Regions from separate parts of the Homo sapiens genome. Here region 2 is linked to region 1. Evidence: read pairs that join two places in POLR2A ChIA-PET (ENCODE). Cell type or tissue: Panc1. All regions are shown on one strand. Each heading gives the region's core, and the rest is flanking DNA. Links, peaks and the distances in the headings are about the cores only.

Region 1 (8,127 bases), core at 3,128-8,127:
CATGTACCCTAGGACTTAAAGTATACTAAAAAAAAAAAAAAAAAGAAGAAGAAGAAGAAAGTACTCTATGGAACCCATTGCTTGTCATCCATCTGGCACCAAAACCTAAACTCTGAATGATACCAAACTACCACCAAGGTCTCTAAGGCACAGATGCAAATTCTCTCTCCTCCTGGGACCTAGCACAGTGCTTGCACAGAGCAGGCCTTGACAGGTTTTTGTTGGGTAGAATTGCAAAGGGATTATCGTCGTTATCATCCCATGGATAACACTGTTTGCTTCTCTGTCTTCATGGGTGACTTTTTTTGTGTCCTGGGCCTGAACTGTCTTCTAAATACTAGAGCTCTGTGGCCGGTTATGTTAATATTCTGATTTCATTAACCTAAATGCATTTCTAGATGAAAGCCTTGATACGCAGCTTCAACAACTGGTGCCAGTGTGAACTGGCAAGCCAGCAGCATTACTGTGCTGTTGTCTTTCATCCCAGAGCCCTTGAGGAGCAGTGAGAACTCAGTACTGTGGTGAAACATTACCTATGAAGAGTCATGAGACTTGCTTCCTTCTGGTGCAGAAGAAACTGTTACCAAGCAAGGGTTGTAGAAGCCAATACTGTGGCAATGGCTTTTGAGATAAGAAAAAACCTTATCACCAGTTGACTGGCAAGGACACAGGAGGCAACATTCAACTCTGTCGCCGGGATCTGGGTGGTTGGGTCAAACTTTTGTGGCATTTCTAACTAGTCCCAGTCCCCCATGGCAGCCAGTCTGCTATGCAGGTGGTGCTAACAATGAGGAGGCTAAACTCTTCCCATGGCACGTACCAGGGCAATTTTGACTGTGTGACATGGTCGAAGGTGAGGCTGAACACCCTAACAGCTGTTCAGCTGTTGCTGTAACAACTTAGGCAATGGTTAATTGGTTTGATCCGGTCCCATGGTTACAAAACCAGCACTGTTATTTTTCTTTTCATGCACTCCAGATATGCCATAAACGTTCCAGTCCCTCCCACCAACGTGTCAAGGGGCTCAGTTGCTGAGTGCGTCCATTCAAGGAGCAGTGTCAGGAGAAAGCTGAGTCCTGGGCTGGAGCTGCTGCATCTGTGTGGCTCCCACTGTCATTTCGGCAGCCCTGAAACAGGTGGGGGAAGCTGGCTGGGGTCTGTTTGGAGCAGCATACTCTTGGGGTGAACAGGGAACATTTGACTGCCAGGAAAAGGGTGTAAAACACTTTCCCTTGGTAATCTCTCCATGAGCATCGGTTATTCAGAATCCATAAGTCCTGCTTATTCATTAACACTCACTAAAAGCTCCTTTGCTAACCCAGAAGCAGAGGGAAGGCTGGCCCATTCCACTTTTGAGGCACAAGGTATACTAAAAAAAAAAAAAAAAAAAGTACAAATGGGCCGGGCACGGTAGCTCATGCCTGTACTGCCAGCACTTTGGGAGGCTGGGGTGGGTGGATCACTTGAGGTCAGGAGTTCAAGACCAGCCTGGCCAACATGGTGAAACCCCATCTCTACTAAAAATAAAAATTAAAAAAAATAGCCGGGCATGGTGGCACATGCCTGTAATCCCAGCTACTTGGGAGGCTGAGGCAGGAGAATCACTTGAACCTGGGAGGCAGAGGTTGCAATGAGCCAAGATCACGCCACTGTACTTCAGCCTGGGCAACAGAGCAAGATTCCATCTCAAAAAACTTTTTTTTTAAAGTACAAAGGGCTAAACAACATTTTTAAATTGTGGTTTATTTTAATGTTTATTTTTAAAATTAAAATTGTATAATGAATATTGCCTTTCCCTCCTGTAGGTATACCTCTGCGTCTGAGTTCATAACCTCACTTTCAGATAGCTCAAAAGCCCATATTTGAGGCCCTTTATGGATATGGTGACTGGATCTATCCCCACCCATGGCTGGTCCCTTGTCCCCATCCCCCATCAGCTCCCTTGCCATGTCATGATGCTCAGAGGGCTGAACTGTGGTTTATTACGTGTGTCTTAGACTAATGCCAGACTATCCACCTCCTGCGCAACCACGGAGGAGACTCCCTTTGACTTCAAATTGAGCCTGGAGCTTTGATCTGCCCTGAGAGGCTCACACTCAGATGCAGGACTCTGTTGTGGTCTGAGGCAACTCTTCTAGGTTGGGAAAGCCTTTCCTGCCCAGCCGACAGTAAACCATGCTATTTGGCTTAAGTTATATCTATGGTTTCCCCACATGCATTAGAACTGTGGGGAACACCCTCTATGTATATGCTTGGACATGCTCATCTGTAGCAATAGGGAAAGAAGGGATTCCCCAGGGAACCTCTTTTGCTTGGCCACATGATAAACTCCTCTAAAGCCACAGAGTCAGGAATAGGAGGTGCCGTGATGTCCAAACACAGAAGCACATGATCTGATTTCCATTGTGATAATATGAGGAACTGCCAGCGCCCTTTTTTTAAAACAACAAAGAGACCTAACCCACAATACGAATAGATTTACCAGATTTTGGTTTTAGGAAACAATGGATATGAGGGACTCATTTCTTTGGAATCTGCTTCTTCTACAGCTTGGTGTTTCGGGGGGACCCAAACTGGGGCCTCCCACAAGGCCAACCGAAGTCTGAGGCAAAACCTTGCTGGATTTCCTTACTAAGACCTTTTCTCTAAGAATTTCAAATTTGTTTTGAGAGAGTTAAGGAGTTAGCACTTCCCTGACAACACTTAAGAAGAAAAGGGCTTCCATTTCTTCTGGTAGTAGAAGATCTGAGCCCTGTGGCCTGTTCTGTGTCCTTGGTGGTGGATTGATTCCTGCCCCAGGGTTCACTGACAGCTGAAAATGTGAAGGGACGCTGAGGAACAGGGAGTGATGCAGTTAGAGGGAGCTCTCTAAAGAACTTGGTAACCCAGAAATTCTTCATGTGTAAAAATGCCTACCCATCCCAAAAAGCCGATAAGAAGGAGCAGGCAAAATAACAGAGTCTCTAATATTGCTAAAGGAATAAAAATACTTTTTTTTCACATCAATTTCATCTTAATTACAAAGATGCATGAATGTGATGACGTAGCTGTCACTATCGTGTTTCCTGGCACACAGCTATGTTATTTTGTTTCCTTACAGGCTTGTAGCAAAGGAAAAAACATTAAAAAAATTTTAAGTCTCAAGGGGAAAAAAGACACAAGTGGAAGGAACATTTTTTTCTTCAGACCAGTTCACACTTGCATTTGAAAAAGTAGCACATCTCTTAACATATTTATCTTAGGAAGCTTCCACCCCGCCCAGGAGAAATGCTAGAAATTATGGCTAGTTACTTTGTGTTTATCTTGGGTATTAGCTCTTGAAAGAAGAGAAAATTATAATGGAAGTACCTGTCTATTATTAATTACTGAGCTTCAGAAATCCTGTCACATGACTTCTAGTGTGTCTTTCTAAAGGAAATAATGACCATGGCCTTCCCTTCCTTACTTTGCCTTTAAGAATGAAAATTCTGGTGTAGCTTTTATATGAATTCTGGGGAATTTGATCATGACTATAGCAGTTCCTTCACTCCTGTTCCCACCACCCTCTTTCTCACCAACTAAAGGTGATTTTCTCCATCTCCTGCCATCAAGGACATTGGCAGACTGGGCAAAGTGGTGCACAGGAGTTTGAGGCTGCAGTGAGCTATGATTACACCACCGCACTCCAGCCTGGGCCACCGAGAAAGACCCTGTCTCTAAATAAATAGAACATCGACGCTGGTGACTCCTTCATATCTAGGAAAAAGAGATGTTCTGGCATTTATTCACTTTATTTGGCATGTATTCATTTAGTGCCTGGTATTTTGCTAGGCACTGGGGATAAAAGAGTGACCAAAAAAGGACAGAGCCCTATTATTAAGTGGTAAGAATCATACCAATAAATATGAAATGACACTCTGACAAATCCTATTCTTTCCAAGGAGAAATCCTGCTTGTTCTTAACTCATTCCTTCCTAACCTTCTTGTCCCTCTGCAACTGCAGCCTTAACCTGTTCACCTGATCCTTCCTCCCAATCAGCAACATGCTCTGGTTTCCCCTTTTAACCCTGCCTCCAAATAGTCTTACCTTCCTCACCTTCTTTTTAGCCAACAAACCATGTAAGTTGGTACCCACTGGCTTTCTCCAACCTACTGGAAATTCTGTCTCAGGACTGGCCACAAAGGCCTCGCCATTACTGAATCCTCACCGCAGCCTTCACTGTGGCTCCTGATCTCTCCACTGTGTCTAACGCCCTGACTGCCTCCACCTGGAAAAGTTCTTCCCCCATCAGACAAGCCTCTCTTCTTTCTCCTTACACCACATAGGGACTGGTGTTCCCCAGGTTCCAGTCTTGGCCCTGTTCTGTCTTCTGTCCATTCTGGGAGATGGCACTGAGTTTCAAGCCTTCAATGGCACTCTCCCCTACACCTCCAATTTGAGTTTCTCCTGAGCTCAGACCCATGTTTTCATGTCAGCCATTATTCTTGAATGCCCTGTTGGACTTCAAATCTGAAGATGTGCAAAACAAACCTCATGGTTTTCCCTCCCAACCCAGTCTTTCTCTGTTCTCCGTCACCATCCACAGCATGGCTTTCCATTCAGGGACCCATAGCAGAAACTTCCAAGTTATCTGTGACTACATTTTTTTTTTCACCTTATTGGGACATTCTGTCTGCCATTGTGTTCACCTGAAAATGTCTGTCACAATGAGAGATGACAAATAGGTTTCATCTAATGTACCAGCTGTGACTGATTGGCAAGTGGCTGCCTGGAGCACTGTGTTGAGAAAGATTCTGAGGCAGCATCTGACCTCAGCAAGAAAAAGTAGCGTGATTTGTTATCACCTCTGCCTTGGGTGGTGGAAGGCATGCCAGGCATTTGCCATCTGGCTGCAAACTTCACCAGTAAGCAAATGGAGATAAGCTCCTCCGGGTCCCATCGCCACTGCCCTGGGTTCTCTCTTAAGAGTGTTGCAATAACCTCTCTTGGTCTTCTCCTTTCTGTCTCTCTTCCCCTTCCCCACCCAGCCCTTGCATTATCCCTCTAGGGCAAATTTCTCCTACTGGGTTAAAGCACATGGCATTAAAGGCCATTGCGAATGTGACTACAGCACCCCTCCCTTCCTCCAAACGTCCCATGTGCTCCCGGATCAGGTAGTAGGGCATTGTGGTTCACAGCATGGACTCGAGGCCTTCCTGCCTGGTTTCAAACCCCAAATCTGACACTTACCAGTTGTGTGACCCTGATTAAGTTATTTGACTCTCTGTGACTCTGTTTTCTCAGCAGCAAAATGAGAAGATCTACCTTATAGGTTTGTTGTGAGCATTAAATGAGTTAAAGTATAGAAAATGCCCAGAATATCTGCAGGCATATGATAAACCGAATGTCAATGTTCAGTCTTATTGCTACCACACCCGCACCCTAATCCTCATTGGCTTTGATCAGGCTGTTTCCACGGGCCTGCCCCACCTTTCCCAACTCTCAGGAAGAATGAAGTGTTCCTCGCGTTGTCCTTCCATAGCACGGGTAATATTCCTCTACTCCAGCAGTTATTGCATTGTACTGGGGTTAGTTGTTCATGTGTGTGTCTGATCCAACAGTTGGGGGATCCTTGGGGGCAGGGAACATGTCTTTCCTACTTTTGTGTCCTCTACTTCTTTTTTTTTTTTTTTTTTGAGACGGACTCTCGATCTGTTGCCAGGCTGCAGTGGCGTGATCTTGGCTCACTGCAAACTCTGTCTCCCAGGTTCAAGGGATTCTCCTGCCTCAGCCTCCCTAGTAGCTGGGACTACAGGCACTTGTTACCACGCCTGGCTATTTTTTTTTTTTTTTTTGTATTTTTAGTAGAGACAGGGTTTCACCATGTTGGCCAGGCTGGCCTCGAATTCCTGACCTTGTGATCCGCCCGCCTCGGCCTCCCAAAATGCTGGCATTACAGGCATGAGCCACCGTGCCCAGCCTGTGTCCTCTACTTCTACCAGAGCAGAAGTCTGGAGGACAGTAGATATGATAATGTGTGAATGATGACATGTTAAATAACTGAATGAATGAATGAATTGGCAGCAGAGACAGAACGAGCACTGGGTGCTAATAATGGTTATAGTGGAAACTTGTTTATCTCCAAGGGAGATAATAAACAAAAGTTTACCTCCTGGAATACTATCTCCATAGCAGGTAAATTCTTTCTTGAATACCAGTACATCTCCAGGAATCAGTTACCCAGCTCTGACTTTTCCTTTGCCCCTAGAAAGGGCTTTTGTTAACTTAAATGTAATCGTGCTCATTCTCATCTCTATAAACATAAATTGCACTTTTTATGGCCTATATGGCCTAGTTCCTCCCCCATCTGTAATTCTATGCTAGGTATAGAACAAACAGAAACTTCTTACTCAATTGTAAGACCTCTGACCTTTACTCTCAAAGGACCAGGGGCCAGTAGTGCTGAGGATTTCATGATTGCTGCTAATGATAACGAGGCATTTGGAGAGCTCTGACTTGCAACCTGGATGAGAAAGAATTAGCTCTTTTCTGAAAACTACCTGCCTCATGCTCTTGCTATGATTTAGATTGTGCATTTGTAGTCAATAGACTTCCACAGTTTATAGTAAACAGCCAGACCTAACTACACGTCTCTTAGCTTCTCTGTGAAGTTTGCAACCTTGGTTCTGCCCTTGGCAGAAGCACATGGCACGCCCTTCAAAAGTGCAGAGAGGGGCAAATCCTCCTCCACGTTCCCTGATTTTCTGCACAAACTAGATCTCCCCAGCTCATTCCACAGAGATATTTATGGTTGCTGGCTAGCAGACATATTGAAAATATTCATGGCACGTTGCCAATGTGCAGATCTGGAAGAAACAGGAGCCTGTCAGTCCTGTTCCACCCCACCCTGCCACAGCCCTGGCAAGCCTCATGGGTCAGTTTGCACTGTGAACACTCCCACTTCATTGCAGGCGACGCTTATCAATAGCGGCCCTGGCCTCCTCCCTCTGCTCTCTGTAACATAACAGGCTGGCAGCGCCCAGAGAGGATTTTGACTATTCCAGTTTTAGTAAAAGGCTGGGGGAAATCCATATAAGCAAGTCTATTGTTCTTGGGGAGAAAAAGAGTATGACTTTGGTGTAGAGAAAAGAGGACAGAATCTGCAGAGGGACAGGTAGGAGGCAGGATGACAGTCCTGGAGAATGCCACAGGTGGAGGCCAGAACATGGTGGATCCGGGCAAATCTGAGCTGACAGTGGGCCAGGATGAGCTGCCTCGCAGGGAAGGTGCAGCCCAACCCCAGCTTCCCAGGAAAGACTTCCCCCTGAGTTGTAAGCCAGCAGTGTGGGAATCAGTGGGTGGGCAGTGTGGGATTCAGTGGGGAAATCCTACAACATGAGTCAAATAGCAGTAACCATGGTGACAACACTGAAAGCCAGCTCTCTCTGGCTCACGTCTCCACCAGCACACACACAGGACCCAGCCCTCCACAGTCAGGTGGCCTCCAGTGAGGCCCCATTTGGGTCTATATTCTGTATGAGGGCCCCTTGGTGGCAAGTGACAGAGACAAGCGTCAGCAAGCCTGAGCAGAAAAAGGATGCGAAAAGGGGAGGTGGGCCGGACGCGGTGGCTCACGCCTGCAGTCTCAGCACTTTGGGAGGCTGAGGTGGATGGATTGCTTGAGCCCAGGAGTTCAAGACCAGCCTGGAAAACATGGCGAAACCTCATCTCTACAAAAAATACAAAAATTAACCCGGCATGGTGGCACGCGCTTGTAGTTCCAGCTACGTGGGAGGCAGAGATGGGAGATTCACTTGAGCCCAGGAAGTCAAGGCTGAAGTGAGCCATGATCACGCCACTGCACTCCAGCCTGGGCAACAGAGTGAGACCCTGTCTCCAAAAAAAAAAAAAAAAAAGTGTTGGGGGAAGTTGGGGTTGGATTCCTTGGATTCAGAATCTGAGGAAAAAAAGAGGAAGGGTGTGGGGGCAAGAGCAATACACAAAATCCAAATGCAGATGTGAGACCAGGCCTCAGGAATTTAAATACTGCAGGACTCTCTCTGTCTTGTCCCTTCCCTCTGTACAGCTTCTCAACTCATCTCTGCAGACCGGCTTGCTCTACTCTTCCTTTATCATGGCAGAATGTGCTTGGCTCCCAGGCTGACATG
Region 2 (5,000 bases), core at 1-5,000, 240 kb after region 1:
GACTATGGCTCTACACTGGCCCAGCCTGGACACTGGATAAACAACTCTCTTGGTTGGTTTTCACAGATCAGCCACTCTTGATCTGGTTTTCATGTGGGACACAAAGCTGTGACTGCGTGAGGGGTTAAAGTGACCAAGAGCAGAGGGCACAGTAAGTATGTCCCAGCCCCAGTTGGCATGCAGTACTTGGGTCCCTCAGAAATCGCCGGTTATCTGTTTTGAACTATGTGGCAGGACCTGGTTCCCGGTGCTGTCTGCATGAAAGGTGGAGGATTAGCAGGTGGCATCAGAGGACACCCCCTCCCAGGGCTTCATTTCTAGGCAAGTGTAGCTTTCCTCTTAGGTGAAAGATGCTGTTCTTCAGGGCCCCCTAGTGCCAAGCTGGTGAAAACAGCAGGCTTTTAAAATGTCTCCAGTAGTGTGCCGCACTACCTGCTTTCCTGCATTGCTGTAGGATCACAGAATTCAAGAAAGGACATGATAGTGTGTCAGTGTGGGCACCAGCACCCTAGCCTCTCCCCACTGCACCCCTGCCCCCACCAAAAAAGAGAAAACCTCCCCCCTCAGCTTTTCTTCAGGGACTCAGTACACCTGGCTTAGTTTTTTTCTCTCCTACCTCCTACTTCAAGCCCTTACTTGATCATCTGAAGCAAAAACCAGAACCAGGGAAACTAGAGGAGGAGTCAGGGAGCTGCTGCTCCTATTCCTGGAGTGGTTCACCTCTCCCCTGCCCAGTGGATGGTCCAGACCCAAGGAAGGAGTGAATTGAAAGCTAAGGAGGGGCTCAGGTAAGAGTAACATTTGCTTTTTTAGGCTCTCTTAAATGACTCCAGGTTAAAACAGACATACGAGAGGACTGTTCAAACCCTAAGCACGTTGGTGGCTCTGTGCTTAGGAGATACCTCTTTTGGAACCCAACCCTATGCCCCTGCTTGGCTGGGTGCCTTTCAGCGCCCTCTGCACATCTGCCACCACATGCCCCTCTTCTTGTCTGTCACCGTATCTTTGGCCCTCCCCATCTGTAGGTTCTGCATCGCAGATTCAACCAGCCTCAGATTTAAAATACTCAGAAAAAAACATTGTGTTTGTACTGAACATACACACTTTTTTTCTTGTCATTATTCCCTAAACAATACAAGCATAACAACTGTTTACATTAGGTATTATAAGCAATCTAGAGGTGATTTAAAGTAGATGGGAGGCTATGCATTGGTTATATGCAAATACTAAGCCATTTTCCATCAGAGACTTGAGCATCTGCAGATACCGAGGGACCACTGTGGAGCTTGCCCACCCACTGCACTCAACTCAGAGGGCATCGCCCACAGTGCCTCACACAACACACTCTGTAAAATGTGTGCATTCCTCTCGAGTGACCATTTTAATGTGAGGAGTGCCTCCAGGACCTGACTGCTCTGGGCCATACCATAATTTTCTGTTTAGTATGAGAAACCTGACAGGGAGGTAAAGGGGTCTTGGAGGACCTTGTCCTCTGGCCATAGCTGGTCTCATGGGAGCATCCTTGGTGGAAACTCCCACTGCAGCTATGTGGGGTTTGCTCGGTACCTCTCATTGTGCATCTGGTATAACCTCAGTTCTGTTAGCACCAGTAGTAGCTCCCCTAGCAGCAGGCTCTGAGCCGGTGGTTATGTTATGACCTAGAGGTTCCCTTCCTGGGCTTTGTCCAATCACCGCTTCTAACTTGGACTTGTCAGTACCTTCGTGCCAACCTTTTTGGACCAGCTTGGGGCACTGTTTTTATGTGAGTGTTCCCAGGTATTTTCCATAGCTCCGTTCCTTCTTCACTCAGCAGACTGGCTGTTTGTCCTCCTTTATCTACAGCCTGATACAAAAACATGAAATTAGCCTGCACACTGCGAGCCCTTCTTTTGTGTACACCACCGACTAAACCAATGAGAGCTGATGTTATCTAGCTGTATGTCGGGTATGCCTCGTTTAAAGGCATTCTCTACTGTGCAGTGTCTGACACTTGGGGAATCTGATTGTTTCTGGGGTTGGTTTGTTTGTTTTGAGATGGAGTCTTGCTCTGTCGCCCAGACTGGAGTGCGGTGGTGCGATCTCAGCTCACTGCAACCTCAGCCTGCTGGGTTCAAGTGATTCTTCTGCCTTAGCCTCCCGAGTAGCTGGGACTACAGGCATGCGCCACCACGTGGGCCCAGCTGATTTTTTTATTTTTTTATTTTTACTAGAGATGGGGTTTCACCATATTGGCCAGGCTGGTCTTGAACTCCTGACCTTGTGATCTGCCCACCTCAGCCTCCCAAAGTGCTGGGATTACAGGCGTGAGCCACCGTGCCTGGCTGTTTCTGTTTTTTTGAGATGGGGGTCTCTCGCTTAGGCTGGAGTGCAGTGGCATGATCTCGACTCATTGCAGCTTCAACCTCTTGGGCTCAAGTGATTCTCCTGCCTCAGTCTTCCGAGTAGCTGCAACTACAGCTGCATGTCACTATGCCTGGCTAATTTTTGTATTTTTTTGTGGAGACAGTTTTGCCACGTTGCCCAGGCTGGGAATCTGATTGCTTTTATCCCCGTTTTTCCTCAAAAAAGCTAGTGTTGCAATCTTTGTGAGTTGGTCAAGGTACCTGTGTGGGAGATGTGCAGTCTCAACTGACATACATGTCATTTCCTGCCTGTCATTTGTGGCCATAGCTGATGTTTGCACAACCTCTTGGGAAGAGCAAACATTGGTGGTTATAAACCCTTGGGTAACATCCAGTGCATTTATACCAAACTGATGTGAGGAAAAGCACAGTAAGGTAGCATCACCATTCCAGGTGGTTGGTTTGACCTTAACAGTTTTAGGGGAGCAGAGCCAGTGTCTGGGAAGAACTGAAATGGAAGCAGAGATGGCAGTCCCTTATGTGGCAGCAGCCCATGTAAGAGGTGATGTTCCTCTATCTGCAAAGCAGAACAAAACCTTTTACCCTTTCTCCCAGAGGCCCCCTCAGCCAAGCATCCTTCAGTGAGCAGAGAACAGGCCTCAGAACAAACTCCTTTTGGGACCCCCCTCTCATTCTTTTTGAATTAAGGTGGACTTTTCCTTTACATACTGGTACTGAAGTCTCAGATCTGTTTATTAAGAAGTATGAAGGGCTCATGCCTGTAATCCGAGCACTTTAGGAGGCCAAGGTGGAAAAATCATTAAGCTCAGGAGTTTGAGACCAGGCTGGGTAGGAAAGTGAGACTCTGTCGTTGTACAAAAAATAAATGAGTGAGGCATGGTGGCACACACCTGTAGCCCCTGCTATTCAGGAGGCTGATGCAGGAGGACAGCTTGAGCCTAGGAAGTTGGCTGCAGTGAGCCATGATTGCATCACTGCACTGCAGCTTGGGTGACCCTGTCTCAAAAAATATGAAGATGTTGATAAAGTTCTTAAAAAACTAAAAATCAATTAGTTAAATAAAAAATAAAAAATCAATTAGTTGCCAAACATGAGTAAAATGGAAAGCAAGGTTGTATTTAATTGTATCTGTTCCCTCTCCACTGTGAGGCTGGATAATCTATTTGCATAACTTGAGTGTTTGCAGTCTGGTTCAAGGGTAGGGTTGGAGCCAGGCCTGGCCCACCCACCCTTCCCTATTCTGGGACCGAACTGTTGGCCTTCACTCTGCCCTTCCTCACCAATCCTCCCCTATACAGACAACGCAGCATGATTCTGCTACAGGGTGTGTGGCCTGTCTTGAGCAATACCCTTTCTCTACCAGCCCTTATTTTCTCTCCTAAGCAGAGATGACTTGGCTGCCCTAGTGCCTAAGCTGGGACCTCTCGTGAACTTTTCCTTTTCCACGGCCAGTGGTCTTGGCTTTAGGCCCCTCAGATTTCTAAGTCTGTGCTCCATGCAGGGTCTTGAAAGGAAACTGCTGCACACTTGAAATGAGTAAATTCAAGGATTTATTATAAGGGTGTAGATATAGGGACAAGCCCTTCCCAGTATTTGCAGGGCCCATGGCAGGAACACAGAGAGCCCTCCTGCAGCACATCCCCTCCAGCATCCTCCCACCCTCTGTACTGAGCCACGCCTCAGCCACTTCTCAGGACGAAGGGATCTGTCTGGAGGACAAAGCTGGGGAAGGGCTGGAGGTCCTGAGGTTCTGGGAACCTAGGTAATGGTTTATAAGGAGAACAAAGATTCTGGAACAGTGCCTGCCCCCTTGATCCTTCAAACTCCTTGCCCATGAAGAGGCGCAGGGCAGGAAGGCCAAAGGATTGGCCCTACTAATGTGCAGGAGCTGGTGCAGAGGCCCCAGCTGCCTGGTTGGGGGTAGTAGTGGGTGGGGTAGTAGTGGGCAGGGTAGTGGCTGCACATTAGAATCAACTGTGGAGCTTTTAAAATTCTCAATGCTCAGGGCACACCCTAGACCTATTAAATCAACCACTGGGGGTGGGAGCTCCCAGGTGATTCCAGTTGCAGGTGGGGTTGAGAACTACTGACACGTGTAATAGAACCACGGGGTGATTGTGGTTGGGATGATGGTTCCCAGGTCTGGTGGAAGGAGGAGGGTGGTTGCTGGGATGGGAAGGAGGGAGGAAGGAACAAAGACATGGCAGGGAAGGAGCCAGGGAATGAACACCTTGAGCCTCAAAGGGCCTGGAGACCACCGATGCACCACTCCCAGCATAGTCTCTCTGGCAGTGAGCAGGATGAAGGGGAGGGAGTGGACCTAGAGGGGCAAATGTGAACCAGAAACAGCCTTCTGTGGGACATTTCAAGCAGGGAGAGAGTCACTATTTTGTCAGAACAAGCCTCCCCCCAGCTCTTCTTCAGCTTCCCAAAGGCCAGTGCAAAATTTCCTTCCTTCTCCATGCCTGTGGAAGAAGGAAACCTATTTCCTAAAACTTGATGATCCCTAGGAGGCCCTAAATGCACACCTGGGAAGCTGTTCACCAGGCTCTAGATAAAATTCGTTCCATCCAACAGTTCCAGACCACTGCAATAAAGCAAGTCATGAATTTTCTGGTGCATATACAAGTTATGTTT

What was found. Peaks named below come from ENCODE experiments on the same cell type or tissue, not always from the same donor. Only the 100,000 strongest peaks of a DNase experiment are listed, where the experiment ranks them.
Region 2: POLR2A ChIA-PET joins it to region 1 with 5 read pairs; 3 of 35 experiments call an interaction of 5 or more read pairs at or near these places.

What each region holds. Positions count from the first base shown.
Region 1 is chr14:55,115,910-55,124,036 of GRCh38, forward strand. LOC124903319 reads left to right here and starts at 6,941. Exons shown (of 3, transcript XM_047432036.1): 1 at 6,941-7,290; 2 at 8,046-8,127. The coding sequence starts at 7,146. In Panc1, for the core only: no CTCF peak of the experiment used is centred there; no DNase peak of the experiment used is centred there; H3K27ac peaks cover 1,514 bases.
Region 2 is chr14:55,354,435-55,359,434 of GRCh38, forward strand. It overlaps a transcript of FBXO34 not described here. Among named protein-coding and RNA genes, the nearest start is that of ATG14, 55 kb to the right of the region's middle. RefSeq lists an enhancer at 109-198. In Panc1, for the core only: CTCF peaks have their summits at 377 (motif pointing left) and 579; a DNase peak (open chromatin) is centred at 397.